Regions from separate parts of the Mus musculus genome. Here region 1 is linked to region 2. The links are chromatin contacts, found by Hi-C or POLR2A ChIA-PET in ENCODE. All regions are on one chromosome and are shown on one strand. Each heading gives the region's core, a stretch centred on a gene start or an enhancer-like site at or near the end of the contact. The rest is flanking DNA. Distances are from core to core; before and after follow the strand shown. Region 1 holds the start of Dcaf13 (DDB1 and CUL4 associated factor 13). Region 2 holds the start of Fzd6 (frizzled class receptor 6).

Evidence for each region. A loop is a pair of places that touch in the nucleus more often than their neighbours do. ChIA-PET counts read pairs that join two places held with the same protein, here RNA polymerase II (POLR2A).
Region 1: a map of heart shows a loop between it and region 2 (5-fold over the local background). The contact joins the promoter of Dcaf13 here to the promoter of Fzd6 in region 2. A Hi-C loop is called at or near these places in 1 of 37 maps with a recorded cell type or tissue (heart). POLR2A ChIA-PET finds 5 or more read pairs at or near these places in 2 of 5 experiments (Patski and embryonic stem cell).

What each region holds. Positions count from the first base shown.
Region 1 is chr15:39,111,497-39,118,533 of GRCm38, reverse strand. It overlaps Dcaf13 (DDB1 and CUL4 associated factor 13), which reads right to left and starts at 5,660. Exons shown (of 11, transcript NM_198606.2): 1 at 5,483-5,660. The coding sequence starts at 5,552. Slc25a32 (solute carrier family 25, member 32) reads left to right here and starts at 5,818. Exons shown (of 7, transcript NM_172402.3): 1 at 5,818-6,186. The coding sequence starts at 6,033.
Region 2 is chr15:39,001,057-39,008,631 of GRCm38, reverse strand. It overlaps Fzd6 (frizzled class receptor 6), which reads right to left and starts at 2,352. Exons shown (of 7, transcript NM_001162494.1): 1 at 2,200-2,352; 2 at 1,069-1,407. The coding sequence starts at 1,245. Gm26704 (a long non-coding RNA gene) reads left to right here and starts at 1,563. Exons shown (of 2, transcript XR_875317.3): 1 at 1,563-2,570; 2 at 4,216-4,875.

The sequences.
Region 1 (7,037 bases), core at 4,411-6,910, 110 kb before region 2:
ATGGGAAAATCATGAAATATATAGTCCTGTACAAGTAGATTCTATATACATGCACACACATAGTTTTCCTTCTACATGTCCTACCAAATTCAACTGGGTATGTGACCTTTCACATGAGTCGGGGTTCCAACACAGCTTTCAGTTGCACTCCTATGCGCAGCACAGTATCTGGAACCCAGTCAAGTACTGTGATGAACTTCTGTTTAACTAAACGCCATGCTGCTTGTGCTAGATGCTCATGGTGCTAGGCACTGCACTGAGAGACACACAACACTGTGGCGTTACTATAGAACATAACTCTACATTTGCTCCCTTACTTGAAAGCATTGACAGAGAATTCACTGACTTCCACACGATGCTGTAACTCACATTCTCTCCCAAGTACCTCACGGGTTACATCTATTCCTATCTTCCACTTTATAGTTGTGAAACTGAGTTACAGAGGGGACAAGTAACCTGCCTCTGAGTCATGTTCTTTCTTAACTAGTCTGCCAAACAAGTTATCTTACTCTAATCCCACGTATAACCAAACTCAACGTGTAACAGTACATACACTTTCCCTTCTTGGGAAAGTCTTTGCTTTCTGACTCCATATCCAACATGCTCAAACATAAAGCTCAAACCCTGGCCATTCCTGAATTCCATGCTCCAGTCTCCAATCCCGAAGCTCAAACACTCATCCTCACTGAAATCAACAGTAATGCTCCCCTTTTCTCCAGGGGATCTGCTAACTTAGCGTTAGCCCTTAGTACCGTACACCTGGACTACTGCTACTGTTTCACCCTACTTGATTTGGCAGCAGTTTAAACGGTTATCAGATTAATCAAGCACATGCCATCCTCATAAGCAAAATCTTTTAAAGACTCTCTGCAGTAGTCCTCAAACCTTTAGACTGTATGTCTCATTGCAACATGTTTGCTTGTTTGTTTATTTTGAGACAGGGTTTCTCTGTGTAGCCCTGGCTGTCCTGGAACTCACTCTGTAGACCAGGCTGGCCTCGAACTCAGAAATCCACCTGCCTCTGCCTCCCAAGTGCTGGGATTAAAGGCGTGCGCCACCACGCCTGGCTCTGTAACATGGTTTTTGAACTGATGTATTTAGTACAAGCATGTATTAAAGATGCTTGGTTTTCATCAAAACTTTGTTTCCAATTAAGCCCCCTGAAAGAAAAATTCAACACATTTGGAGAAATGTGTCTTAACATCTGGTTTTAGTGGAGAAAGCTTCACTGATTTCCGCGTAGTGCTATGTTAATGGGATGCTGGCAGACAGCAACTGAGGTCTTGCTGGCATGGTTTTCTGTGGTGTACAGGTGACTGCAGTCATGGTGACCCTCTCACTGGTTTAGTTCATATAGTGCTGAACAAAGTGAGAACTGACTACACCTGGCAAAACTAAGCAGATCCGGGGATAGGAAAGCTGTTCACACTGACATCAACAGCTCTTGAGCTGGCAATATTTATTTAGTACATTTACTTTTCGGTCATTTCCATCAGGTTTGCAAAAGCTATTTTTAAAGTGTGTTTAGAAATGTTTGATCTCCTGTGATATCAACAGCTGTTTCTCCAACTGATACTTTAATAATTAAAAGAAGGTAGGTCATGCTGTTTCCAAAAATTTTCTTGTAGACAAACTACATCATCATTAATAAACAACATGTTCAGTACAAGAGTTTTTAACTAGAAAACACATTTCCAAGCATGGATTTTCAAAAGAATCTCTGAACAGCACAGTTTTTTGTTTTTTTTTAAAGCAATTTCCTCACTTATCATTAAAATGGACTTGGAAAAGCTGCACTGGTGCTACAAACCTTTAATCCCAGTGCTCTTGAGGCAGAGGCAGGTGCATTTGTAGAAGCTTAAGGCCAGTGGTCCATACAGAAAATTCCAGTCTAGACAGAGGACTGAAGCTCTGAGGGCCAGCAGAAAGAATGGAAACAGGCAACCTAGGGAGGTAAGGGGTGGGAGGACCCTCTAGAATGTACCAGAGACCTGGGAGGTGAGAGATTCTCAGGACTCAAAGGGAGGGACCTTAGACGAAATGCCCTATGATGGAGAGAGGGAACTATGATGGAGAAAGTCTACCTCCAGTAAAAAGACAGGGCATCAAGTTGAGGGATGGGGTTGCCATCCCACAGTCAAAAACTCCTACCCAGAATTGCTCCTGCCTAAAAGAACTACAGGAAGAAAAATGGAGAAAAGCCTGAGGAAAAGGAGGTCCAGTGACAGGCCCAAATTGAGATCCAGCTCAGGGGGAAGCCCCAAGGCCTGACACTATTACTGATGCTATGGTGTGCTTACAAACAAGGGCCTATCATGATTGCTCTCCAAAAGCCCCAACAAACAGCTGAAAGAGTCACATGCAGATATTTACACCCAACCAATGGACAGAAGTTGGTGACCCCTGTGTTTGAATTAGGGAAAAGCTGGAAGGAGCTGAGGAGGGCGACCCCATAAGAAAACCAGCAGTATCAACTAACCTGGACCCCTGAGATCTCTCAGACACTGAGCCACCAACCAGGCAGCATACACTAGCGATATGAGGCCCCCAACACATATAGAGCAGAGGACTGCTGGGTCTGGACTCAGTCAGAGAAGATGCACCTAACACTGCAGAGGCTTGGGCCCCAGGGAGTAGGGAGGTCTGATGGGGTTGGGGTGGAGCAGCGACATCCTCTTGCAGAGGAGGCAGGGTGTGGGATGTTGGAGGGTGGGCTGGGAGGGGGATGAAGTCTGGACTGTAAAAAAAGATTAAAGAATAAAAAACAAAAACACACCTGTCTCAAAAACAAATAAAAGGGGGAAAAGAACTTGGAATAGATTATATACTTTATTTTCTTTTAAAAGTCAAAAGAGAAAGCATGCTATTTAATATTCATAACTACAGAAAAGCTTAACAATTTCAGAAACAATTCATAGTTAGGTCATTCTTAGAACTTTGCCATAATTAAGTCAAGGTACTTCTGCTACAACAAATGTTTTTACAATCTTACCTTTCCTTCTATAAATCACTATACCACACAACAGATGTAGGCTGTAATATACTACACTATTCTAAAGGCAGAAGCCAGTCCCCCCTTGTCAACACTATTCTTCCCCGGAAACACAACATACGGCTGAAATGAGGCTGTAAGTTCATTAGATATCACATAAACAGGTATTAGAGGGCCATGTTTGTCTGTAAACAGGGTCCACTATGTATCCCTGGCTGGCCTGGAACTCACTATGTAGACCAGGCTAGGCTGGAACTCAGAGATCTGTCTGCCTCTGTCTCTGGAGTACTGGAATTAAAGGCTTGAACCACCAAGCTTGGTTCAGTTGGGTTGTTTGTTTGTTTGTTTTTAAAGATAGAAAATCCACACTGATGTTCTAACTGTATCCCTGTATTGTAATGTAGCATCTAAACACCTACTTGTAGAGGTAGAGAACTAAGTTCAAGCCCCCTTATGGTCTTCTATAATTCAGTCTCGCTGTCTCATCAGCTTCGGGTACTTCCTGGAGCTCAGCTCAAGCACCTTCACTCCCTGTCACCTAACCCACCTTGCATTTCCTCCTATGCAGCAGCCTTTCTAGCAGGACTTAACCTTCACCCACATCTACCCAAACCTCACACCCCTTGAAAATATTCATTTTATCTTCTAAATCATAATCGCTGTATCCACTTCCAACTTCCCTCATCTAGTCACACAGAAGCAACTAACACTAGTGCAGCACCTGCCATACATCATAAGCGCTGGGTATGATAGCTTAAAACTCATATAAAACCACATATATTTGTGTAAGGTGCTCTTACACATTAACTAGACACATCAGAACTATCGAGGATATTTCAACAATAAAGCTTCACCAGTACTTACCCAGAATTTAAATCCTGCAGAAAACTTACAAGGAAATAACACTAAATAAAATATAACAGATGTGTTTCTTGCTTTATATTTTAAAGCACTCCAAAAATTTTATTTTCTGTTTTGCTATTATATTTCTATTATAAAAATAAAAATAGCCGGGTGGTGGTGGCGGCGCACGCCTTTAGTCCCAGCACTTGGGAGGCGGAGGCAGGTGGATTTCTGAGTTCCGAGGCCAGCTTGGTCTACAAAGTGAGTTCCAGGACAGCCAGGGCTATACAGAGAAACCCTGTCTCGAGAAAAACGAAAAAACAAAAACAAAACAACACAAATAAATAAATAAATAAAAATAGGGAGATACTGTTGAAAAAAGATGTTACTATAAAGTAGAGTTGTATCTCCTAGCATAAGATTCTGTGTCCCAGCTGTCACCCATTCATTCATTCATTCCGATACTTACAAAGTAGCTATTTATGTGAGTTATTGTCTAAACACTGCATATAGGAATAGGATTCTTTCCTCTCTTTTCAAGCTGATAGGAAAGCCTGCTAATCAGCATGAACCATGAGATAATGTGATAAGCACTGACAAATCCAAACAATGTGTACTGAAAACACAGAAGAGGACACTGATGCGCAGGATGGAGGGCACTTGTAGGGATAAGTATGTAAAGATACGTACATAAGTATAGCTCCAAGACAAAGCCTGAAATGCACCCACATTGGCAAGGGTAACGTAAGCCACTGTCTTAGTTAGGGTTTTACTGCTGTGAGCAGACACCACGACCAAGGCAACTCTTATAAGGACAACATTTAGTTGGGGCTGGCTTACAGGTTCAGAGGTTCAGTCCATTATCATCAAGGTGAGAACATGGTAAAATCTAGGCAGGCATGGTGCAGGAGGAGCTGAGAGTTGTTCTACAGCTTCATCTGAAGGCTGCTAGGAGAATACTTTCTGCTAGGCAGCTAGGACTAGGGTATTAAAGCTCTCACCCACAGTGACACACCTACTCCAACAAGGCCACTCCCTGGGCCAAGCACTATAAACCATGACAGCTCCATCCAGCAATGCACTGTTTGGTGAAAGTGGAAGAAAAAAAAAAGTAATGAGGTTCAAAGATTCAAAATAATTAACGTCAAACTCTGGGGACAAATCTACTTTTCATTTAAGAAATATTACCAAAAAAAAAAAAAAGAAAAGAAATTATTACCATGTAAAACACCTTGGGAGCTGGGGGGGGGGGCCATATACCACACGTTAGCAATGCTAGGGGGAGGAGAGAGAACCTTTAGTAACGCAGACAGGGTTTCTCTCTGTAGCCCCGGCTGTCCTGGAACTCACTCTGTAGACCAGGCTGGCCTTGAACTCAGAAATCCGCCTGCCTCTGCCTCCCAAGTGCTGGGATTAAAGGCGTGTATACGTAACTACTTCCCACTAGAGGAAAATTCTCACAAAGGACGTAGAGGTATGTGCCATCTGCAGTTCTGATCCTCACCAGCCCCGTGTGGACGCAGCCGCCTAGGCGGAGAGGGAAACCGAGACCAGAGCGCTGGCCTCCCGCCCCTTTTACTGCTCGAAAGCTGGCCAGACCCAAAGAATCCGGGAGGAGGCCCCTTCCTCTGTTCCAGTTCCTCTCACCTCTTTGTATGTCCAGCTTGGTTTCGCGGACATAGTTGTCAGGGTTTCGGCTCAGCATTTTCACCTTCATCTTGGCGGCTCTGGGTGTCGGACTCCACGAGCCTTTAAACCGGGCTCGACTTACCGGGGCCAGCACGCAGACACACTACTTCCGCCTTCCGCGGGCTTCCTGTCACGTGGCTCCGCAGAGTGGCAGCCGGATGGCTCAGCTGGACCTCGCGGCGTTCCGTAGTCTCTCCGGCTAGGAGCTGGAGGGGGCGGTCCTTCAGCTGTCGCTCGCGTCTTGACCCGAGGGCGAGCGCGCGCAGCTGTGGGCGGGGCCAGGCCTGCTGGGCGGGGCTAAGCAAGCTCCGCTCTGAGGTTTCTCCTACTCCCCGCTTTGCCGCGGGTGTGACTTGCCTGCAGCAGCGTCCCGGGCTCCGGTCCCGGAAGTGGGCTCGCGTCCTGCGGTTCCAGGCCCCGGGCCGCGACAGTCGCCACGGTGGCGGCCACTACATCACGCCCCACGTCGGCGGCGCTGGACGCCGTAGTGTCGACGAACCCGGAGCCCATGACAGGCCAGGGCCAGTCGGCTGCCGGGTCGGCGGCGTGGAGCGCGGTGTTCCGCCACGTCCGGTACGAGAACCTGGTGGCTGGCGTGAGTGGCGGGGTCTTGTCCAACCTGGCGCTGCACCCGCTCGACCTCGTGAAGATCCGCTTCGCTGGTAAGAGCCTGCCCACGTCCCGGGCGGCTTCCCTTGCTGCCAGCCCCAGCGAAGCACTTACACGCAGAAGAGACATTAGTCTCCCCAGACTCTACTACAAGGGGGAGAGCCCCTAAGATGATGCTGTGCACCCTGCGTTACCTGGAGCTAGGATTTAGGAAGGGGACCCCGGCTTTCCCTGTGTCTCCTAACCATAAAGGATAGGGAAAGTGGGTGAAGTTTGAGAGAAAGGAGGTTGTCACATTTGACCCTCATGTTCACGAGTCATTCACTCTTTGGGGTAATTTGAAGTCTTAGGGCAGCCACGTGTTTGGCTGTATAAAGTCAGACGAAAGTACAAGTGTGTGAGCCGGTGCTTTGTCACCTTCGGAGAGTAAGGTCATAGTTTGGGATTAAAATATTCACTAAAGTTTCTTTAGTTTGCAGTATTTAAAAATATGCATTGTCTGGTGAAGGAAGGAGGAGCTTCTACACTCTAAATAACTGTATTAAAGTGTGAATTAAGTATATGGAAATTAGCACGGCATTTTAGGAATTAATACCAAGTTGCATTACATAGGTGAGCCTTGGTAACTATTTAGAAACCATTTCTGTTATTTCATTTATTACAAACTAAATTTTTCCAGAAAATCAAATCTTTAGAGATGGATTTAGTAGAGCATTCTAATTTTATTCGATTTACTTGATGTATGTGTCTTAATGTTGAACAGTGGAGTCGAACTAAGAAGTACCAACAGTTTCTTATCGTTAGGAAACTTAAAAATGTAATTACCCTAAGATATATAAAAGGATTCTACACAACATGAAATCAGTTGCTAAGTAGAATAAATTCAAATACAAAATAAGAGCAC
Region 2 (7,575 bases), core at 1,103-3,602:
TCTGTCTACAAAGAGGTAGTCAGACAACTAACTATTCCAGCAGACAAAGGAAGACCTTCAAAGCTGCAAGATCAAATACAGTTAAGTTTAAAACCCCTCTCTAGATTATATTTCTAGGAGTTTCGTCTCTCAGAGACAACCTGAGGAAAAAACCTTTACTGGCTTCAGCTTTTTTAGGGAAAGATTACAAAACCTATACCCTTGTCTTTTTTTTCTTCATGAAACTTATCAACCCAGCAGATCTGTGTGGCAGGTTCCTGTCTCTACAGGCAGCTCTTTCTTCCCACACCTCCTGGGACATTTTCATATCTCTAAACCAGAGTCAGGTAACTGAGGCGCCTGAGGCGATTGTTAGTGTCACACTGCCCTTCGCCCTACAAGTGGACTTTCTTTTAGCAAGTATCTTATATAAAGAAAACACTTACATGCTATGCCTGAAAGTCACCTTTTAGTAAAACATTCTCTTTAGCGCCAAAACATTCCAATAATTTATTAGCTTTGGGAAAACTAAGTCAAATGAATTTGACAAGTACTTTTAAAAAACATTTAAGTTTCATTTTAGCTCAAGCAATATAGATTATATGTTCAGTCAACCATTAAAAAAATTCAGAATTTGGGGCCGAGCGTGGTAGCGCACACATCCCAGCAGAGGCCGGTGGATCTCTGAGTTTTGAGGCCAGCCTGGTCTAGAGAGTGAGTTCCAGGACAGCCAGGACTACACAGAGAAGAACCCTTATCTTGAAAAATCAAACAAACAAATAAATATTAAAAATTTAAAAATTCAGAAATCACAGTCTTGGAGAAGCAATGACACAAATTCAAAAAAGCAAAATATTTTTATTATCTGTAAGCACCCTTCATTATGAATGCAACCTTTTTATAAGCAAATTAACTAACCGTCCAACTGTAGACAAAATATGACAGCGGGAGGAGGGGAACTTAATGTTCAAAACTACTTTAAAAAATATGATTGGGAAAAAAACTATGTTTAAAGATTAAAAAGTAATAGTTAAGAGAAAAATACTACGTATAAACTAATTTTCAATATAGGCATGAAAATCCACTCACCCCCATTTCCACAGCAGCGATCCCCTGGTCATAATGACCCATCAGGTTAGGGAAGAACGTCATGTTGTAAGTCATTTTCATACATCTGGGAACGGTGATTGGCTCACAGGTGAAAAGGCTGTGTCCTCTTACGAGGGGCAGAAGAATGCACGCCAACAGAAACGGGGACCTTTCCATCTTGCCAGACTCCGATTTTACCACATGGCTTGGATTATTCTTATGCTCCTTTCCGCATCAAAAAGATTCTCAAATCAGAGATAAAATGTACAAATTCCTCATTGCATTCTTTGTACCATTTTGATAGAAGCTGTTTCCTGAAAATGAATTCTGGGGCAACTGCTGTAAAAACAAACCCAAAGTGTGTTATCAGTAACATTCGTCACAAAGTCAAATCCAAGTCAAATGTCATGCTAGGTAACTAATGCTACAAAGAAAGAAAAAAATGTGGAAAATTCCATCCTAGCAAGAGACATATCCACCTGCCCGGGCGCGGATGTATCACTTTGCTAAGGAAGCCTCAATTCTAGGGAACTGCTGATGAAGGGTTATACTGTCTAAAACACCGGGTAAGAGGAGGCACGGCATAAGCAAGTTGGAGCGAGGAAAGGGGTGATGGTGGTTAGAAGAAAGGGGGTCTAGGGGCCCCTTGGCCATCTCACTATATGGGGAAAATGAGGACAAGTGACCCAGACAGAGTTCTTCAACTTTAGCTCTCTCTACAATCGCAGACTTCTGCGGATGTGCCTTTCCTGTTTTCGCAAAGGCGAAAATCAGTCTGCTGGGGTTGAGCGAGGTCCCCCTAGGAAGAGTGGGCCTGGGTGGTGACTCCTTTGCGCTTCTTCACCTCCAGCACTTTCCCCTTCAACGCGCTCACCCCGTGCCCCCTGTACCCCGAATTCCACCCAGCGCAAACCTTCCACGGTCAGCTCATGGGGACTGCGGGAGGCTCCCCTGAGCCCCCGGGGTCCCGCGTCGGGCACCTGTTCCCGGCCTGCAGCCGAGCAGCTCCGTCCCCGGCCTGCGGGGACCCAGAGTCACTTTCCAGGAGTTGCGTGGGACTCCGAGGCGACGCACCTGCGGCTCCGATCCCGGCCGCTGCCCGCCCGCCCCGTCGGGCCGGGGACGCCTCACCTCGGGCGGCAGAGGAAGGTGGCTGTCCCTCGGCGTCGCGCGGCCCCGCCACCCCAGACAGCCGGGGCGAGCTTTCGGTGGGGGGCAGCGTCCGGGCCTCGACCGCCTCCGGGGCCGCAACGGGGAGCGAGAGCTGGGCGATCCCGCGAGACTGCGCCGCCAGGTCGGGCGGGCAGGTTGGGGCTCGCGGCGGCGGGACCGGCCCTGCGCCCCGCCCAGCCCAGCCGGCCGCGGTGCGGGGGCCGCCGAGCTGTCGCCTCCGCTCGCACCGCGGACCCAGGCGTGAGACCCAGGCCGTTGGGGAAGTGCCCTGCAGAGCACACTTTCCGTTCTGGAAGCGAGGAGCCTTAGCCGCGGGGATCTGCTCTGTAGTGAGTGGTAGCTGAGATCAGAGTTAGCGAGGAACTTCCTGAGTTCTTGGCTGAAAAGCCTATTAACTCGGGGAGTCTGGCCACCACCTTGAACGGCAGGTGCCAGCTTCGGCCGGTTCTACAGCTTTACTGCTGCAAAAGCCCCACAGAAAGTTAACTGCTTTAGTCAACGTGGTTTTGAGAACCAGCTCTGCCACCATCACTTCAGATAAATTACCAAAAAGGGGCGTGGGGATGTGTAGAGTCCTCTCTATGTAGACATGATAAATGAATACAAGAATGGTTACTAATTTTTGAGTCCTTTACATTCAATAATGCCTGATATGTAGGACTCTGGTATGAGGTACAAAGGAACTTGTTGGCAAACACAAAGTGTCTTCTCTTCTTTCTTTCTTTCTTTCTTTCTTCTTCTTCTTCTTCTTTTTCTTCTTCTTCTTCTTCTTCTTCTTCTTCTTCTTCTTTCTTCTTCTTTCCTCCTCCTCCTCTTCTTCCTCTTTTCTTCTTCTTCTTGTTCCTAATGGGGATAGAACCCAGGGTCTTGTGCATACTGGTACTAGCATGCCTACTATGTTAAGCTACAGTCCCAGCCTGTAAAATAACTTTTAAATGGAGACTGCTGTTAGCTGAATCACTGTGCTGCTGAAAAATGTCACATTTCAGTACTTGGGACACCACCGAATAACCAGACAAGATTTGAAATCTGGAAACATCAACTAGAGATGAATTTTGGAGAACTCTTTCCCAGCTTTATCAAAAAACTTAGGACAAGCCGGTCATGGTTGCACACATCTTCAGTCCCAGCACTCAGGAGGCAGAAGCAGGCAGACCTTTGAGTTCCCAGACAGCTAGGCTACACAGAGAAACCCTGCCTTGAAAACAAAACTAAACAAAAAAAAGCTTAGGACAACTGTAAAGGACGAGACCATGTTAAAGAAATGTTAATACTAATTGTCTTAATCTTAATATTATTAAAAGTCAGACAGTTTATGTATTGAAAAATGGGTTTCTATGTAAGATGTTTTCTATGTAGAAAATTAACCTTCTACGTGGGAAGAATATTTCTCAGAAAAATGTTAAGTTTCTATATAGAAGGAATATATCTCAGCTGAGTGTGGTGGCACAGGCCTGGAATTGCAGTACTTGAAAGGCCAAGACAGAAGGATCTCAAATTCAAGACCAACCGAGGTTTCAGAGCGAACTGAATGTCAGCCTGGAATACAAAGTGAGAGCTGTTGGTTGAAATACAGAAGAAGAAAAGTATTTGTGAACATTTCTCTGATTAGGCTAGAATACCAGAACCAGGTAGCAGCATTTTAATTTGAAATCCACAAATGAAGTGGAAATTTCTAGTTTCTTTGGAGACTCAGTTGTGTCATGTGATGTTTTTCTGGAAACATCTCATGAGCGATTGTTTTGCTAAGATGAGACGCTTGGTGGTTTTCTGAAAGCTGCCCGTAAAGGGGACATGTGATGTTTTGCTGGGGCAGGTGCTTAAGAGGGCATGTGATGTCAGGGAAGGGGATAAGTATAACCCAACAGGCAGTGGGCACTGTTGTGCGTTGGTTCACCTTGCCTTCTTCACTGATCATGGTTTGTCATGACTTTGTAGAGACAAACACACCACAAAACTTTTCTTGATATTCAGGTGGCTTCTTGCCACTTCTGCTGACTCGGACTGGCTGGCAAGGCTGGAGGTTTCTTCTGCATGAACTGCCGTTGCTGATTTGTGGGTGGTGGATGCCAGTGGATGGAGCTACTCTGCTGATCTGTGTGACCTGAACTACTGAGACCCTGACTACAAAGACTGGAATCGCCCCAAAGAACTATTTCCAAACAGGTCCACATCCCCCTATGCCCTCTTAACCTTTCCTTCCCACGACCCCTGGTGGGTGGTGGGCTAGGAGGGAGGTTAAAGGGTTTAAGAACCCTCATTAAAAGTAGGTTTTGAAAAAAATCTAAGCCTACACAAACTACGTGATTTAGAGGGGAAATGCCATAAGTTTATTTCTACAGAAGTGCAGTCTATTTTTATCCTTAATTGCTTTTAATTATAGTGAGTAGTGATGAAGTAAAATGATTTGGGGACATTAGAGAGTGGATGTGGAACTTTCAGGCAATTATCTGTATTATCCTTGACTTTCAATATAAAGTTTATTTCAATGGCATGAGATTAAAGTGTGACCCTGAGAGGTCAGAGTTGTTGGTTTTGAAGCCCAGCTCCAGAACCTGGAGTGAACCTGGGCAGTGTTCAGCCCCTGTCTGTGTAAGTTTCATCATCTGTAATACAGATTTTTTTCCAACTGTGGGGGTTTTGCTCATCATTTTCCTTCTCGGTTCCTTCACATTTCTCTAATCTGGTGGTCACTGAAAGTTAGGGCCGACTTTCACTGTTAAATTGAAGCATAATTTTTCAAGGTTTAGAACTTGAGATGGGAAGATGTTTTTCTCCCTTAACATGTAAAATAGTCCACTCTGCTCTTCTTTTTGCCCGGCTTCTGACCTCTTCTTCTATAGTGAGTTTTCTCATCACCATGTATGGTGTGTTTTTTACACCATGGCTGTATGTTTTGTTTTGTTTTGTTTTGTTTTGTTTTGTTTTGTTTTGTTTTTACAGATACTCTTCAGCAACTTGAAGAAGTTGCCTTCTAGGTCTAGTTTGCTAAAAGTTAGATTTTGTCAAATGCTTTTACTATATCATGATAATGTGACTTTTCTTCTTTAGCCTATTCATGTGATAAACTATATACATTGATTATAAAATGTTGAACCAAAGGATAAATCATCGTTGTAATGTATAATTTTCAAATAATTTAATCTTCTATTTATTTTTTAATTCAAAGTTGTGTCTAGGTGTGCATGTGTGTGTGTGCTGCCTGTTTTATGTGCACCACTGCATGTAGTACCCACAGAGGCCAGAAGAGGGTGGGAGATCCCATGGAACTAGAGTTGCAGGCAGTTGTGAACTGCTTGGTGTGAGTGGTAGGAACCAAACGTGGGTTCTCTGAAGCAAGTGCTCTTAACCTCTGAGCAACCTCTCTACGCACTTATTTTATTTTTAATTATGTGTATGTATGTGTCTTAGTTAGGGTTTTATTGCTGTGAAGAGACACTGTGACCATGGTTAACTCTCTTTTTAAAAAAAAATATTATTTATTTTATTTTATGTACATTGGAGTTTTGCCTGCATGTATGTATGTGTGAGCTGCCATGTGGGTGCTGGGTATTGAATCTGGTTCCACTGGGAGAGCAGCCAGCGCTCTTAGCCTCTGAGGCATCTCACCGGCTCATGTGGCAACTCTTATAAAGGAAAGCATTTCATTGGGGCTGGCTTTCAGTTCAGAGGTTTAAGTCCATTTCATCATGGCAGGACGCAGGCCAGCACGCAGCAGAGATGGTGCTGGAGCAGGAGCTAAGAGTTCTATATGCAGGCAGCAAGGAGAAAACTGTATTTCACTGAGCCCAGCCTTAAGCACTTGAGACCTCAAAGCCTGCCCCTGACAGTGGCACACTTCCTCCAACAAGGTCCTACCTACTCTAATAAGACCACACCTCCTAAGAGTGCCACTCCTTAGACCAAACATCCAAACACATCAGTCTATAGGACCCTTCCTATTCCGACTCTCCCCACCCACAGTGTGTGAGCGTATATGTGGGTCCATGCACGTGAGTGTAGGTGAACACAGAGGCCAGAAGCATTGCATCTCCCTGGAGCTGGAAGTTAGAGCTGTCTGAACAGTGGTGGAAACTGAGTTCAAGTCCTCTACAAGCACAGTATGTGTCCTAATGACTAAGCCATCTCTGCAGCTCAACAGTTATTTTTATACATTGTGTGTTGGGCTCAGTTCTCTGCCAGCAGATCCAGGGAAGAGGAGAGAGGTCCTGGTCCAGAGTCTCTCTGGGTCTGAGCATGATGGTGAGTGTCAAGGGGGAGTCTTGTCGAAGCAGGAACTCATTTTATTGTATCAGTCTTTTATTTATACAGGGTTGAGGAAGGAGGTGGGGACTTTTGGTGAGGTGAGATGACATAGGGGGCAGGGAAGGGTGACAGAGGGTATGGAATGACTGACAGGGCCAATAATGTTATTCTACATCAGCAGTAGCTAGGCAAAGGCAGGCTTAAGCAGGACTGGCTAAGTCACTCTAGTACAGAACTGAGCGAGAGTCTCTAAACTTGAGCAAAGGCTCAGACTTCCTCACTAGGTCTCATAGTATCTGGCCGAATAAGGCCCAACAATTGTGGTATTATATTTGATAATTACCTTTATGCCTTCACTGAGAGATACTTATCTGTATGATGTTTTGGTCCAATTTCAGTCCTGGGCAATGCTGCTTTCATAAAATATGCTAGAAAATATTCCCTCAACTTTATCTTTTGGACAAGATTTTAGGGAATTAATCTTGGCACTGTTGATGCCTGGTATTAATTTTAGAAATTCTCAATCATGTGACTTTAAATATTTCCTCTGTTTGCTTTTAAATTTTTCTCACTCTGCCACTCTCATCACATAAATGAGCCAGAATTTGGATATTACGTTACATTGTTATCTTAGGTAAGGTTTTACTGCTGTGAACAGACACCATGACCAATGCAAGTCTTATAAAGATCAACATTTAACTGGGGCTGGCTTACAGGTTCAGAGGTTCAGCCCATTATCATCAAGGCAGGAGCATGGCAACATTCAGGTAGGCACGGTACAGGAGGGCCTAAGAGTTCTACATCATCATCTGAAGGCTGCTAGCAGAATACTAACCTCCAGGCAGCCAGGATGAGGGTCTTAAAGCCCATGCCCACAGTGACACACCTACTCCAACAAGGCCACTTCTTTAAATAGTGCCACTCCCTGAGCCAAGCATATTCAAACTATAACAATTGGTTTTTTGCTTTGGGTTTATAAGTTTCTATTGATTTATCTTGTCCTCAGAGCTTCTCTTCTCAGCCATGTCCAGTCTATTAATATTAACAAGCCCATCAAAGGCATTCTTTATTTCTGTTACAGTGGTTCCT